Regions from separate parts of the Mus musculus genome. Here region 2 is linked to region 1. Evidence: chromatin loops called from intact Hi-C (ENCODE). Cell type or tissue: heart. All regions are shown on one strand.

Region 1 (8,000 bases):
TTTTGTAGAAAAATAAAATGTGATCCCATTTTTTTTGAATTTTCAACACCACCAGTTGTCTTCAGTTGTCAAAGATTTTTAGAAGACAAAACACAGTCTTCTCAAGAAAGAGAACTATTTTATCTTCCAAACTCAAGGTTTTACCAGTTTTAGAAACCAGTGAAGAAACACACTACTAAAGTTCTACTTTTTAAAAGGCATAACAGAAAACCTCCTCCAAACGACACACAAACACGTAAGAGAGTCCAGAGTCAGAGGACCAGTAAAGTTCCTTCAGTCACAGCAGTGCCTCTCAAATGCTCTTCAAGATGCTGTCGCGTGTGTTCAGCCGATGGTGTGCACGTGCATGTTTGCCATGCAGAAACCACCTGAATTCCAGGATCAACCACTTTTTGAAGGAGGACTCTGAAGATCTGCTCTCTCTGCTTACTTTACTCAGCCCTGACTAAGCAGCATTTTCACTCTTGTGATAACTTATTTATAGGAGCTATTTACAAGACAGCCAGGGTGTCTGCTATAGGGAAAAGAACTACCACCTCTATGGTTCACCCTGGATCAAGACAAGCAGAAAGTAGTTTCCCTGCTACTAGAGGATAAACTTCCAGAGGGAAAGCCCTGTCTCTTACAGAGTTCCTCCACAGAGGAAGGTTTCCACAGAAAGAAAGGGAACTAAATGAAAGCTAACTGAATGGCAAGCAAACTTAGTCATGCACAGCAAATAAGATACTTTAATTCCCGGTTTGAAAGAACTGTCCTAAACCTGGCTCCCACATTATACTCTGGGTCACAAAGCAGAAGCACAGACAAGTATATGTCCCTGTTCCCTGCTGAAAATCTAAGTGCTTCCTTAGCTCCTGACTTTGCATCAGTGTACAAGAAAGGTTGCAATGTTGCCTTGATGTTTAAAATCATAAAGGAACTTACTATAGTTCTGACCTCCCAGGAAAAGCAAGGCTGACAGAGAACACTCCTTATGGAAAAAGTATTGGCAAGATTCCACAAGTCAAACTGATTAAAAACTAGACCAAGCCTAGATGAATCCACAAAAATGCTGTTTTAACACCAAGTTCCTGACTGAATTAATACTTTCAACTGGGGTGGTGTCTCTCTCTCTCTGTGTGTGTGTGTGTGTGTGTGTGTGTAACTAGTTTATTTTTCTCCTTGAAAGAAAAAAAAAGTTGAGATTTAACTATCTATATTAAACTAACATACCACTCTACTATTTCTCATTCTGTCCTTGTGCTAAGGACATAGAAAAGGGAATCAATTTTAAAACTGATGTCAAACTAACTCCACTGATTAAGCAGGGTAACTACAGCCTGGGATTCACTTACCTCACTAGCTAACTTGTTTTTTGTTTTAATCTAGAAACTTTAATTTTGAAAGCATAAACATGGGATAGAAACTCATAAACTTCAAATTTACCAATCTGTCCAGATTTTTTGAGGGGTGGGGGCAAGATACCTAAAAAATATAAAATCAAAACACACACTCCCAGGAAACAACCTCAAATGGGGTGTCACACTGGGGAATTCACCTGTTACAAGCCTGTCAAAAACGCATTATCCCCCTTAACCAGCAGGTACCAGAAACAGGGAAGGGAGTGCTGTATTCACCCAGTGGACAAAAAGGAAAAAAAAAAGCATTTTTCATTTTAAATAGCTCTTAAAATTTGCTGACCAAGCCCTTTCCCATTTCCAATTTTTACTTTTACTGTTCTTTTTGTTTTCTTGCAGTTTTTCAAGGAAAATAAACTTTTCATAAGGAAACTGGAAGACTTAAAATGTCGCCTACTTATCACCTAGAAAGGCAATCCGAGTCCTCTGTGCCCCAAGCATCTAGCTTTCAGCCTCTTTATTATCGTTGTCAATGAATGGGCCCCAGTCAAATGAAAGCTGCCATTTTAGGGGAAAGACTGGAGGGCTTTCTGTTGTGCAACAGCGAGACAAAAACACTGTGCGACAGATGTACTCTGGGGGCTGGGGAGGATGCAACTTCATAAAACCACTGCTCAAGTTATTTCTCGGACATTACTGTAATCGAAACGTAATTATAACTGGAATAAATCAGGTACGGAGCTTCTGGGTCATTGCCACTAAGATTTTTTTGTCATCGTTAGAACAGATCTGTGAGGAAATAAAGAGATGTATTTTTCTCCCACTGATTATCACACGTATGATGAGTATTCCCCCTCTTACAGAAAGAGAATTGAGGGAAAGTAACTGTGGGCCCCTTAGGAAGGTGTCACCCACTGCAAAGACGGCTTCAATTTAAAATCTTAAAAAAAAATAAAAACCAGAGCTCACAAAATTATTTAAAAATATTTAATATATTCAGAGATCCAGCTCAGAGGATAGACACAGTTTAAGTAAGTTATTTAAATCGATTGCTAGATAATACACAATGGGAAACTAAAAAGTATACTTAGCAAGTGGAGAACTGGATAGTGTATCTAATTCTAGCAATTCAAAGGAAACTCTCCATGTGGGTTGCTACTTTTCTTTTGTCCATTGTCTGTTCAGAAGAGGGAAGAAGAAGGGGGAAAAAAAAAAAACTAGTTTAAAACCCAGGCGTGAACAGTCTCTAAAAGTGACCTCCAGGGAGAACCGCGCTGCCGGGCCGGAGCTCCTCCCGGGCCGCCGGCTCCACGGGGGCGCTCACAAAGCGGGCTACCGGGCCAGAGTTTGGGGTGCGCTCCCACGGCGCAAGGCTCCTCGAGGCAGAGCCATCCGGAGAAAGGCGACTCGGGAATGATGGCTGCTCGGGGCCAGCGGCTCCTTCCCCGGAGCCTCCTGACCAGTCCCCCGCCAACCGGCCGCCCCCTCCCCGTGCCACTCAACCCGCGCCGCCTCGCCCACCCCGCACCGCGCCCCGCCGCGCCCCGCCCGCGCCCCCAGCGAGCCCTGTCCCCGGTGCGAAGCAAACAAACAACGCGTTCCCCGCCACCCTCCTTCCTCTCTCGCTGACCGCTCGGCCTCCAGCCACCTCGGCCGCTCGCGCCCCGAGCCGGCTCTCCGCGGGGCCACCGCGTAACCCCGGCGCTCCGGGGCCACCTGGCGACCCCCGCCCCCGCCCGGACCCCCGACAGGCTGGGGGGAGGGGAGCGGGGACGCGAGTTGGGATCGCGGATTAAAGTCGCTATTATGCCGCCGCTGGCGGCCCGGCCAGCTCGGCAAGGTGGGGTCCCCCGGTCGCCCGCCCGCACTCGCCCCAGCCCGGCTCCCTTTCTTCTCGTCCTCGCGCACTTGGGAGCTGCCGGGGAGCCCCAGGAACCCCTAGCTGCGGGCTCGGAACTCTGCGACCGCCGCCGCCACCGGCTGGGCTCGGGACGCCCCCCGCGCCGCGTGTTCGCGCCACCCCCGCCCCCGCCCCACGCGGCGCCCCGCGCACTTTCCCTGCCGCCGACCCACCTCGCCCGTGGCCGTCCCCGCACGGGCTAGCGCCGCCGCGCCCGCAGGGACGCACTTTGTTCGCGCCGGTGCGGCCGCCGCTCCCGGCGAGCGCGGCGTGGTCGGGCCGGAGCGGGGGGCGGGGGCGAGGCGGGGGGCGCCGCCGTCCCCGAGCCCCGCGCTCAGCGCCCCGCGCCCGCGCGCCCGCCGCCGCTCGCGCCGGAGTTGGAACCCAACTTTTTCCTCCTTCCCTTTTCTCTCGAACGCAGCCGGCAACTCGTGCTCGGTGCCGGCGGGAGGAAACGCGCTCGCGCTCCCCAGAGCGCAGACACGCTCCCTCCTGTCCCCGTCCCCCCCGACGCCGGCAGCACAACAAAAAGCCATTTACATGCGAGGAAGTGACCCTCGGCCGCCCCGCGCGCCCCCGCCGCCGCCGGCCCCGCGGACGCAGGCAAAAGTTGGGGCGCGGGGCGGCGCTCGGGCCGCGGGTTCGGGCCCCGGCGGCAGCAACGCAGGCGACCGGGCGGGCGGCGCTACGCTCCTGCCGACCGCGGCCCCCGCGCACCTCTCCCCGCGCCCCGCACACGCCCAACTCCCCTCTCGCAACTCCGCGCGGCCGCGGCCCGGCACGGTTTCCTGCCGCCGCCCCTCCCGGGGGCGCCGGGGAAGTCTGCGCTCACCGGCTCGCTCCTTCGCTCGGGCTAGTCAGCCGCCGCGCGCCGTGGGGAACAAAACGCAGAGCGGCTCCGGAGTTGGCTCGGCGGCCGCGGCCGGGGGCTGATCCACGGACGCGGAGTTGGCCGCGCGCGGACGGGGCTCTGGCGAGTTGCGGGGTCTCCGGGTCCCCGGGCCGCCTCCTCCGCGGCGCTCCTTTGTGTAATTCCACTCGATTCAAGTTTAATCCGATAGTTCCCGAGCACGAGCGCGTCCGCACCACCACGGCTCAACCCCCGCGCCGCCGCCGCCACCGCTGCCGCCGCCGCCGCCGCCGCCGCCGCGGCCCCAGCACGCCAGCGCCTGCGCGCGCCCTGCACGCCGCGCGCACGAGCCTCCCGGGCCGCGCGCGCCCGCGGCCGGCTCTCTCCGCGGCGCGCCCGCGCCCGCGCGCCGCCACCTGACGTCAGGCGCGCCTGGCATAATTTATGCAAGAATTCGGCCGGGGTGGCGGAGGCCGCGGAGAGGCCGAGAGAAGGGGGCGGCGCGGCGCGGGCGGCCGCCCCTTCCCGTCCCGCCGGGCGCCGGCGCAGCGGGCGGGTGTCGGTCCCGGTGCGCGGCCGCCGCAGCCTCTCGGGCCGCCTGCTGCCAGCGCTCTCGCGCGGGTGCAGAGGGTGCCACGTTTCCGCGCAGCACCTTCCCGGAGCCGCGGTGCGCCGCCCTGGGGCAGGAAGCGGAGGCCCGGAGCCCGTAGTGACCCCCCGCCACCGCGAGGGGTGGCCAGCCCGGTGCGGACCGAGGAGGCTAGGGGTGTTTGGGTGTCTCTTCTGTAATTATCCTTCAACTTGAGATGATTTTCCCACACGAAATACCTAGGATGGACGCCTTTCCTTTCAAATAGATCCATCCCTGCCTCACCACTTGGCTTTAACTGACGTCCTCGGTGATAGGACAGCGGGATCTGCCACTAAATCAAAAAGTTTTAACTAGAGAGCATTGATTTTAGTTGAATTTGTTAGCATGCCAAAAAACGAAGGGATAGCGCAATGGTTATGAAACAAAGAAATAGGATGTGTGCCCATTTTTAAACGTGTCAGAACTGGAGTGTTTTCATCATTCCTTCGCCAATGTGGCACTAAATATCATCTTCCAGCTTTGAATAGCCGACCTTCTTGCCCATTTCTCTTTCCGGTACAAGATGAATATTAACCTTGAAGACATTTTTTAAATTAGTTTCCCTCTTGTGTAATAGATATTTAAACATTTACTAAGCATCTTTTGTGTGTGAAACACGGAGCAGATTTATAAACGGTCAACAATTGTAAACTCCAGTATGGTTTTATTAGGCTAAAGACTGCACTCACTTATAAATAAGGAAGGAGGTTATACAGCCAGCTATGACAGCTGTGTAAGTGCTATTGAACTCAAAAATCGTAGAGAAAAGGCAAAGCATGCTAATCTGGCCCACTGATGGTTGTACTACTACTGAGCTTAGAATCACACAGTTTTATATGGACAAATGACTTGCCAAAACTGCTTCATTTATACTGCAGCTTAATCAGTTAGACATCTATCTCCTAATAGAAATAGTTTTACTCTTTTTTTTAAAAAATTTTTTTACAATTGTTGCTTATTTAAGTGCATTGATTCTGGTTTTCTTTCGCCATAAGTTGGATTTCTAAAAGAAACATAGTCATCAAATAGTTTACAGATAATCAGAAGAAAACATTAACACTACAGGGAAAAAAATGTGACATTGAAAATCTACTTTTTTATAGCTCCAGTATCATAAACCAAAAATCACAAATCTAATGTAAGTCTTCCACTTATAATAAGTTTATATCCCTCAAAGTAAAACTATCATAGATACTTGGGGGGGAATCTCACTTGTCAGACTCGCATCTATTTCAAGACAACTTACAAGCTAAATAATATGACCTCTACATTTAATGAAAGTATAACGTTTAGGCTCCAAGTGACTATGTGGAGGTCTCCTGTTGTGTCCTTGTGTATTTCACTAGGACGTTGGGACACTAACTTTTGTAATGTGCCAAAGATAAACACAGTCAGTGTGGGACATATCAGCCACATCTCCCCTCCCTGACTTAATATCCTCCTTATCCGGGAAGTCCGGGTTAGAAGTCCAGGCTTTCAGAGGTTCTGCTGGTGCAGAACTCCAAGGGCCTTGAAAACCCGAAGACCCTCAGGCGCAGACCTAGGCAGCTTTGTACCGGCTAAGCCTCAGCTCCCACCCACCCCCCACTACCCTAAGCCTGGAACACTCTTCTCTCCGTTTGCTTCTTTCTTGAAGTTTTCCCAAAGAGAATCATTTGAATTCACAAGCTTTAGCTTTAAGTATGCAAATACCTCAGGGCCAGATAAGGGTCACTCACAGCCAAATGTAAACTCCTGCGGAAGAGTTGCTTTTCTTCCCAGCACCCAGCTGAAGCTACCCCATTGACAGATTTTTACATTCTTTTCACATTGGATTGTAAGAGGTTCCAGGCTTGGTTCTAGGCGCTTGGCGTGAAGCTAACAAGGTTCCACCCTTTGCCGTCTAGTTGATTGGTAGTTGAGATTCAGTGAACAGAAAGAACAATGGGAGGTCTACATCCTCGAAGAATTAGGGCTTGCTTGTCCAAGCTGCTCATGCCCTGAGGGCAGCAGAAAGGTGTTATCGACCTAGGAGGTAGGGCTCTAACAGATGGAGTGGGAACCCATTGATTGCAGTTAGGAAACACAAACACATGACCTGTGGCTAACAGAAAAGGGAAAGCCACTTCCAAGAACTCAGAGAGATGGAACTCACCAGAGTAAGGCTAAGCTCTGCTTAGACAAAAGTTTGACTGTATTGGGGGAAAATAACCGGAGTGAACACTTTATGACAGAGAGTCATTTGCATAAACAGAATAACGGAGACGCACTCAAACTTCTAGAACATCTACTAAAACTTAAGCCCTATCAGTCTCTCAAATATTTTAAAATCTAAACTGTTTTTTTTTTTAAATTTTTCTCGTTCCGGATGGTTGTGAGCCACCATGTGGTTGCTGGGATTCGAACTCCAGACCTTCAGAAGATCAGTCGAGTGCTCTTACCCACTGAGCCATCTCACCAGCCCCTAAACTGTTTTATAAAGCACACTATTTCCAGTATAGAGGGACTGAAAATTGTTCTACATCCACATTTACCAAATTTCTGTTCCTTTCTCCAGTCAAGTCATTTGCATTAAATTATGATGCCGTAATCCCACTGAAAATATGTAGAAAAAGAGGCATACATAAGGATGTTGTGTACTGAAGGAAACACCAAAACCAAAGCCAAAAGTTTTCTTTCTTTTTTTAAAATGTGTTTTCCTGTGCATTGGTGTTTTGTTTGCAGGGTGTCAGATTCCCTGGACCTCCAGCCATATGGGTGCTGGGAATTGAACCTGGGTCCTCTGGAAGAGCAACCAGTGCACTTAACTACTGAGCCATCCCCCTCCCTGCCCCTCCCCCAAAATACTTTTTCTGCCTCATGTAATAACAACATATTTTTCCTGTAATTTTTCCATGGAAGAACTCAAGAGAAAAGCCAGGAACTCAGTCCATCCTCCTCCATTAAAAAGTGCCATCATATGTCATCGAAAATTGCAAGTTCTCACCCAATATTTGCCTTTCCTTTCTTAGTTATACTGCTTTGCAGTTAGTGGTAGTCTGCAACATACCTATTAAAGTGAGCTTGGCTTTGGCTCCTCTGCCTAAAGACTTATTTCTTTGTTAAGTAACTTCTTCTGGGTTTTTTAACATAGTTCATACACAAATATGAATTGGTTCAATTATTTTTCTGCAAATTATTGTTATTTGTGGAGTACCCTTCCAGTGCTTTCTAATTTACCTAAGAGCATGTGGTGCAAAATGTTTAGCAATAAGTGCACAGTATCTTTTAAGTAAGCAGATAGGATGTTGGTTTTAAAATCAT
Region 2 (8,000 bases), 150 kb before region 1:
CTTGCTGACCTCAGGCGCTCTGCACGCTTGCCCACCTCCGCCTGGTACCTACTTGTTGCAGTGGTGCTTCAGGTGCTTCTTGTAGCTGTCCTCCTGGAACAGGGCGTCTGGGTTGCAGCTTGCCAGCCAGTGAGCATCGTGCACTACTGGCTGCGTACTCTGGGCCTTCACCTTCTTCCCCTTCCGGCCCCTCGGCACAGGGGCCGACAGACCTAGAAGCACCAGGGTCACAGTCACGTATGCCTTTACAGTGCACATTACAGTGTCAGAGGCAGATACTGTAAGGCCCAGTGGGAGAGTAAGAGTCTACACCGCAGCCTTTTACCGAATGGTGGTGTTTCTGGTAGCCTTTTGTGACCCAGAAGCACAAAGAACAGAAGACAGACCTACCGGAATGATTTAGCAGGGCCCGAGTCTGGCCATCCGCCGTGGGTGTGATGAGGTCCCAGATAAAGCTTTTGATGTTCTCGTCCCCTCTGTAGTGGTTGAGACAGTACACCAGGATCGCTCTGCAGATGGTTTCGACATCTTGCTCAGTCAGCTGACGTTTGTAGCGTCCATGGGACAGGATATCTGTCCAGCGGCCCCAGCTAGAAAGCAAAAAAAAGGTGGCATGCAGATGGAATCTCTGACTATATAGATGTGACATCACCTTGACAGCCAGGGTCTGGGACTGAGAAATCCTGGACCCACAACGGCACTAGTCACTTCTAGAGATAGGAAAGAAGCACAGGTACGACACCTCCGCACAGAGGGAACGACAAAGCCCTGACACCCATGTTGCTTGCCAATAGTGTTCCTAGGCTGCTGGTAGCTACGGCTGTCATTTTTAGGAGATGCGAGCAACCAGAGGACCCTGGCATCTGTCTTCCTTCAACCTTTTGAGATGAAGGATGACTTTAAGTCTGTGTGACTACTAGAAATCAAAGCTACATGCGGATGGGTCCTGCTGCATCAACCCATCTCAAATGCCTCAGTAATTAGTGAAGTGCTAAAAGCCCTGGAGCTCCTTTTCAACAGGGAATGGCTACTTCCAGCTCAGGGAAGATGCTGGACCAAGTCTCAGGGCCTCCCAGAAAAAAATGCCAGGAGGAAGGACTAAGCGCAGGAAACAAAAGCACACGTACCACTGTCACACAAACAGCCACACAAACAGCCGTCGTACTGCTCGGTCTCAGAAATACCTACTACATAACACACGGGCTCAAAGGCCGCCTGAGCTGTGCCTTCCCCACCAGGCAGAGCTCACAATGTAGAGCCTCTCTGCTGCTTTCTGTAACAGCTGAGAGTCGTGCTTCGAGAACAGAGAAAATCCTCTGCCATGTGCTGCCTCTCGCCAAACCACGGTTCTTCCTGGCTGTTCTGACCTCTCCCAGACCCAGGCCTCGGGCTTGCTCCTCCCTCCCTTTCTCACATCTGCACATTTCTGATGTCCCTCAGCCACAGATTCTCTCTGTGACTCCTCCTCGCCCCCAAAGCGTGAGGGCAGTCCCTATGTCTTAAGGGAATGTGCTGAGCTTCTGTGTCCTCTTAGCCAGGCGCTGCCTGTCACTTCATCTTCATAGGCTACTGACATTTTTGCTTGCTCACCTGCCTCTTAGGCTATACCAGCCTTGCTCAGTGGTAGCTCTGGTATCTGAGTGCCCACCACAGGGTGGTTGTTTAATCCATAACAGTAGAAGTGGGAAGAGGAAAGGACTTGACTGAAAGACAGACGCCATGAGCATCCTAGGAGTTATAAGTATGCTCCAGTCCTAAGGTTTCCAACATAGTTTGTATCTATGATCATCAGGCCGAAACAAGGAAGGAGGTACAGGGGCAAAGGTACAGGGGTAAGTCTCTGTCCTGGGTAGAGGCCGGCGAGCTACCCAGTGTACAGCTGGCACACAAACATCTATGCAGCACGGTGTATCTGTGGCACGGCGCATACACTGAGGATACACTGAAAGAGCTCCTGTCCTTCTGGAAATGCTGAATGGGATTCCATCAGGAGAGAGAATGATGAGACATGCAGGCCAGAGTGCAAAGGGGCGCGGAGCGGAGGCAGGCTTAAGGCTGGTCACCTGTGTAGGAGGGGGCGGGGCCTAGGCAGAACCAAGGGGGCACACAGAGAAGGGTAGGGGCGACAGGGGAGTTAGTGGAAGCTAAGCTCCCAAACAGAGCTCACCCATGAGAAAGATTCCGACAGACAAGTGTCAGCCGCAGAACCCTGTAGGCCTCGGACATGTGCTATCCCCCCAGTCGCCCCCCCCCCCCCTTCACCAGCAAGGAGCCATTGGAAGAAATGCCTCAGGCCATAGCCAGGACAACATGGAACCAGTGACAGGTGCTCTGTTGGCTGTCTCTGTTTTAATGGAATCTGTCTACAGCCCCATGATCTGTGAGCACGTTCTTCCTACTCATTCAGGTGTTTACTGAGGACCCTGCGATTCAAAGTGCTACGTGGGTGCCATGGGACATGGGATGGGAAGCTGATGTGGGAGTCGTCCTGTAGCAGAAGGAAGCCCACAGACTGGAGACGTTCAGATGGGCTCTGAGGCTGCAGACTAGCTGGAGGACAGGCACATGAAGGAAGCCCTGCCTCTGCTAAGCCTTTACAGCAGAAATCTATTAAAGGTGACTATGGTCATAAAGTTTATGTGACAGTACACTGCCAAAAGATTTTGCAATTTTACATCATTCTTAGTTTTTAATAATTAGAACTGTCGTAATTCCCATGGTGCAAGCTAGCACTCATAAATTCCAGTGGCTTCTCTCTCCACACCCAGGAGGATTTAGAACGTGGGTCATATCGACTTTACGAGCCACAACCTGCAGAAAGTTAGTGCGGAGGTATCTGTCTGGCCACGCTAAGGGGAGCCACGCAGATCCACAGAAAGAAGGTTTTCCTATGACAACTGAGAATTCCAGCTGTTGGTAAAATAAAATGAGACTCCATGCAGCGAACCGGCCTTACCCGTAAACCAGCAGATTCTTCTCTACCCTGAAGCACTCGCTCCGGGCATAGCCCTGAGACTTATCCTGGGGGCGCCGTGGCTTTGCACAAGGCTTTTCTTCGGAGTCGCTTTCCAGGTCGGAGAACTCCATCAGTTCGTCTTCCTTCACTGCGCTGTATAGCCGGGTCTGCTTCCTCACTCGAGGAGTGTCAATAACCAGGTTGTTCTAACGAAAGAGCAAGCATGGTGAGCGTCATACCAACCTTCGGGTCAGATTAGGCAGCAGTCTGGATGGGACTTTCTCACTCACCCTCCCGTTTAAGGCATCGATGTCCAATTCAGCCTTCTTAGCCCACTTCTGCCAGAAATTTGGGTCATCCAAAGAAATGTCTGTCCTATTTCCAGACGCAACAAAGCTGGCCTAAAGGTGGAAAACGTGTGCGTTACTCTGAGATGCGGTTCTCAGAGTCAGGACCCCCGGTAGCCTCTGTTTATCTAGTCACAGTATATGCGTGCTCAGCCTCTGCAAGGCAGTATAGTGGATGGGAGACAGATGACAAGTGCCCCATGTACACTTTTCCACACCTGCCACAGGAGTAGAAAAGTACAAGCAATTGAGAAAGGCCTGGAACTTGGTTCCAGCAAAGTCCTGCTAGGAGCAGATCTAAAAAAAAAATTAGTTTTCTCTAGAAGAAAATGCTTGGACCATATTTTAGAAGACTTGTACAAGAAGAGAGGTGGCAGGAATGTTCATGGCAGAGCCCTGCACAAAGGCCCAGGAGAGGAGCAAGGATGAGGGGCTCGAGGTACAGGAGCCATGGCAAGTTGATGAGGGTGGAGGCCGGAGCAGGGGGCGGGCACGTGTGGTTAGCAGTCTGAGCCCTAGCCCAGGGGAAGCAGGAGCTATTAGAAAATAGGGATAAGTTTAATATGGACATGGCTGTGCCTCGAGTTGCATGGGGGAGAAGTTATAGCGACAGCCACCAGTGAGGTTAGAGCACACTGCTCCAGCAGTTTACACCAGAAATAATGACCAAATATGAAGAAGACTTCCTAAAAAGACCTTCTTCAAAAGGTGAAATTAATAGAGGTAGACATCAGCAGACATGAACAACAAGAGTGAAGAAGGCAGGGAGAACTACCACATCCAACTCTGGCATCTGCATGTTACTCAGAAGGAGAACGTGCGTGCATGCGTGCGTGAAACACGTACGTGTGTCTTACACATGTGTCTTACACATGCTGAGACTGCATGTGAGGACTGAGGAAAGACTGCAAGAGACTGTAACGACATGAGCGTGCAGAGGCCAGAGAAGAACCTCTACAAGCTGGGGCCACGGGGGAGCTCAACTCCTTCCTCACACCACAGACAGCTCAGCTTGAAACAGATCACAAACTAGTTAACATGGTACCTGTGAGGACGAGGGAAAAGCCACCTGAACACACAGGTATGGGAAAGCAACAGGAAGTGATCCATCCAGAAAGAAAACAGGTTCAACAGTTTTAGCCACCGGGGAAACAGAAATTGGAAGAAAACAAACAAACAAGGAATGCTGTCCAGGATGGAGTGAAAAAGGAATTCGTATTCATTGCCAATAGGGACGAAAATTCACAGAGCCACTATGAACGTCAGTGTGGAGCGCCTCAAACCACTAAAAATAGCACTACCATGTCACCCAGCCACGCCACCAGATTGTGTTCTTGAAGGCTGGTCTCTGAGTCAACACACCACAGAGACACTTGCACACCCAAGTTTCACAATAGGCAGGAAATGGAACCAGCCTAGATGTCCAACAACAGAGGAACTGATAAAAGAAGATGTTCTAGCTATACACAGTGGACTTTTATTTAGTTGTAAAGAAAAACAAAATCATGGCACTTGCGAGGAAGTGGATGGAGCCAGAAACCACGGTGTGGAGCAATCTAAGGCAGGCTCAGAGATATAAACACATTTGTTTCACATGTGAACCTGGATGCTATATGTGTGTGTGTAGGCTCCGTCATGAAACGACAGGAAGAGATTTTTAAGCAAAAGGGGAGAAGGAATAATAGGTCTTATGTGATGTGAAGGCAGATGAAGGGGCTTCTGCAGAGTGGAGGGGCCACTGAAGGCAGTAGTTTTTTTTTAGATAAGGGATGCTGTATACAATGACCAGTGGAAGAAGATGGGGGGGGGGGGTTGGAGCCCAGAACTTTCCCCAATTTGTTTAAAAGAGAAACAGAAACAAAGAAACCCAGCCTGTTAGTTCCTTAAATGATAAGCATGCACAGACCTCACTGGGGAGCCAAGAAAGCTAACATCACCTAGAGTTCTGCTTCTGTCGAATGTGCAAGAGAAACGAAAAGACATGTCCAAAAAAAAAAAAAAAAAAAAAAACCCTACTACACTGAAAATCCCAAAGTAAAAATAACCCAAATTTCATCAATTAGCAATTAATAAATGACTGGAGCATTTATCATCACCTGGTCACTGTGTGATACCCGCACAGTAGAACATTGCAAACCATAAAGGAATAAATTATTTGAGGCCAGCCTGGTCTACAGAGTGAGTTCCAGGACAGCCAGGGTTACACAGAGAAACCCTGTCTGGAAAAACCAAACCAAACCAAAACAAAACAAATTATCCATGTATAGTATAAGGGCAAACATGAAAAACATTAATTTTATGAAAGCACTCAAAAGACCACACGTGATATAACTTCACACCGAGTGGTGTTTCCAGGGTGGACAAAGCTATTTAAAAAAAAAGAGCATGCGGTTTGCAGAACTGGGTGAAGCGGGAAGGGTAGGGACTGCCTGCTAATGGGCACAGGGAGCTCTCTGAGGTAGTAGGAACATTCAAAACCTAGCGTTGTGCTAACGGTCACCCCAGCCTATAATATGTCAAAGTGTTGAATTTCATGCTTTACGGCAAGTAAACCAGTTTAGCAAAACTACAAAGTAGAGTGAGCCTTGGTGTGGACAACCCGAATACTAGCAAGTGGGTTTGAGGCGACAGTCAGGGCTCAGAGCAGCTTGGCCTTAGCGGGCTGGCTTGGTGGAAGAGCACACGGTGCCAGCTGTGAGGCAGGCAGTGGCAGGAGCTGGGGTAGAATGCCATGGGCTCATTTTAGCTGTGAGCAGAGCTGTGGAGCCCTAACGAAAGGGGAAAACAAGACAGACTTAAACATGGAGCGACCTGATCATCTTTTCGGGTCGTTTTGGGCACTGGGGTCTGGGAGATTATGAAGAACAAAATTCACACGAGGACTTCATAGCGGGAGCATCGGGAAGAACACAGGAGGACAGGACCATGAGGGACCGCACAGGAGAGAACCCAGCGCACAGAGAACGCTGTGTGTGTTGGGAGGCGCTGGGAAAGTAATAACTAGTCTATAATTCACAATGAAAGGCCAATGTTCTGCATAAGTTCTCTTCATGAGTTCTAGAAGGCTGCACTAAAGACCTGGATTCAAACCTTAGCAAATGTGGAGCCTTTTCCTTCAGACTCAATGGTGATAGTGTGGGTTCGTCGAAGGAGAATCTGGTCAATATCCTCTTCACAAAACTTAGACCCTTCATCTTCTTCATCCATAAGTGCACCATATGCCCCCTTTCGCAGGAGGTCTTCTATTTCCTTCTTGGACAGCTGTTGTACCTTTTCAGAGAAATTTTAAGTATTCAGAGTAATTCAGGCTTAAAACACAAACTAAATGTCTTAAGAGAGTTTACTTATAACAAAGGAAAATACAATAAAATATACTGAGAATCTGAGGTTAAAAAACAGCCAGTGGAGCCGGGCAGTGGTGGCGCACGCCTTTAATCCCAGCACTTGGGAAGCAGAGGCAGGCGGATTTCTGAGTTCAAGGCCAGCCTGGTCTACAGAGTGAGTTCCAGGACAGCCAGGGCTACACAGAGAAACCCTGTCTCGAATAAAACCAAAACCAAACCCAACCCAACCAAACCAAACCAAACCAAAACCACCAGCCAGTGGAGTGTGGTAACACACTCCTTTAAACCCAGAAATCAGGAGGTTAAAAACAGGTGGATCTGCAAGTTCCAGGCCAGCAAGAGCTCATAGTGAGGCCTTGTCTCAAGAAAATAAACAACAAAAAACAATGTCAAATACTTCCTAACAATTAGCTGGATGCAAAAGGAAGGCAGACTGAACGCACAACCTGGGCAGTTTCTTCTTACCCCGTTAGTGGCATTTTCTCTTCCACTCATGGACTGCAACACGGCTTTATCCAGACCCAGCTTCAGACTAGCCTTGTCAAACATCTCCCTTTCATAGGAGTTCCTTGTAATCAGCCTGTAGATTTTCACAGATTTGCTCTGCCCTATTCTGTGGCATCTAGCTTGAGCCTAGAAAGAAAAGGAACCAAAGGCTGCTGCAATGGAGCACAGGACTGTGGAGCACACACAGGTCTGTGTCCTCCCTAATTACGTGGGTTAAAAGCTGATCTCAATGTTAGATTTAGAGATGAGGACTCAGAGGTAATTAGGTCACGAGGGTGGTGCCCTGATGAACAGGATTAGTGTCCTGTAAGAAGCAGCAGGAGGAAGACAGCTGTCTATGCAGCAATAACCTAATCTTGCTGGCATCCAGACCTCACAGTTCAACTCCAGAACCTTGAAAAAGGCATGGATATTGTTTACGCTACCCCATCATAGCATTCTGTTATGGCAGCCAAAGTGATCAACTCAACAAACATGTCTCACCGAGTGTGGTGGCGCACGCCTTTAATCCCAGCACTCGGGAGGCAGAGGCAGGCAGATTTCTGAGTTCGAGGCCAGCCTGGTCTACAAAGTGAGTTCCAGGACAGCCAGGGCTATACAGCAAAACCCTGTCTCTAAAAACAAAAAACAAACAAAACAAAACAAAACAAAAGAACGAAAAGAAACACATGTCTCTCTAGTTAGTTCTAAAACCACACATTGTTGAAATAATGAAAGGTGCAGTTTGGAACGATACCAACACTCTAAAGGGTTTCCTCTCATATCACACATCAGGTGATCACTAGTTGATATCCTCTGAGTCAGGAGACAAAGGCAATGACACACTAGTTCACTGGTGTGACTGAT

What was found. Peaks named below come from ENCODE experiments on the same cell type or tissue, not always from the same donor. Only the 100,000 strongest peaks of a DNase experiment are listed, where the experiment ranks them.
Region 2: a loop joins it to region 1, with 2.2 times the contacts of the local background. A loop is called at or near these places in 10 of 42 quality-filtered maps.

Annotation. Positions count from the first base shown.
Region 1 is chr4:8,686,845-8,694,844 of GRCm38, reverse strand. It overlaps Chd7 (chromodomain helicase DNA binding protein 7), which reads right to left and starts at 4,439. Exons shown (of 38, transcript NM_001277149.1): 1 at 4,070-4,439. In heart, a CTCF peak has its summit at 4,808; DNase peaks (open chromatin) are centred at 2,914, 3,724 and 4,514; H3K4me3 peaks cover 4,330 bases; H3K27ac peaks cover 4,822 bases.
Region 2 is chr4:8,839,669-8,847,668 of GRCm38, reverse strand. Chd7 (chromodomain helicase DNA binding protein 7) reads right to left here. Exons shown (of 38, transcript NM_001277149.1): 18 at 7,113-7,280; 19 at 6,394-6,573; 20 at 3,247-3,357; 21 at 2,957-3,162; 22 at 391-590; 23 at 53-212. Among named protein-coding and RNA genes, the nearest start is that of Gm46842, 67 kb to the left of the region's middle. In heart, no CTCF peak of the experiment used is centred here; a DNase peak (open chromatin) is centred at 4,638; H3K27ac peaks cover 1,014 bases.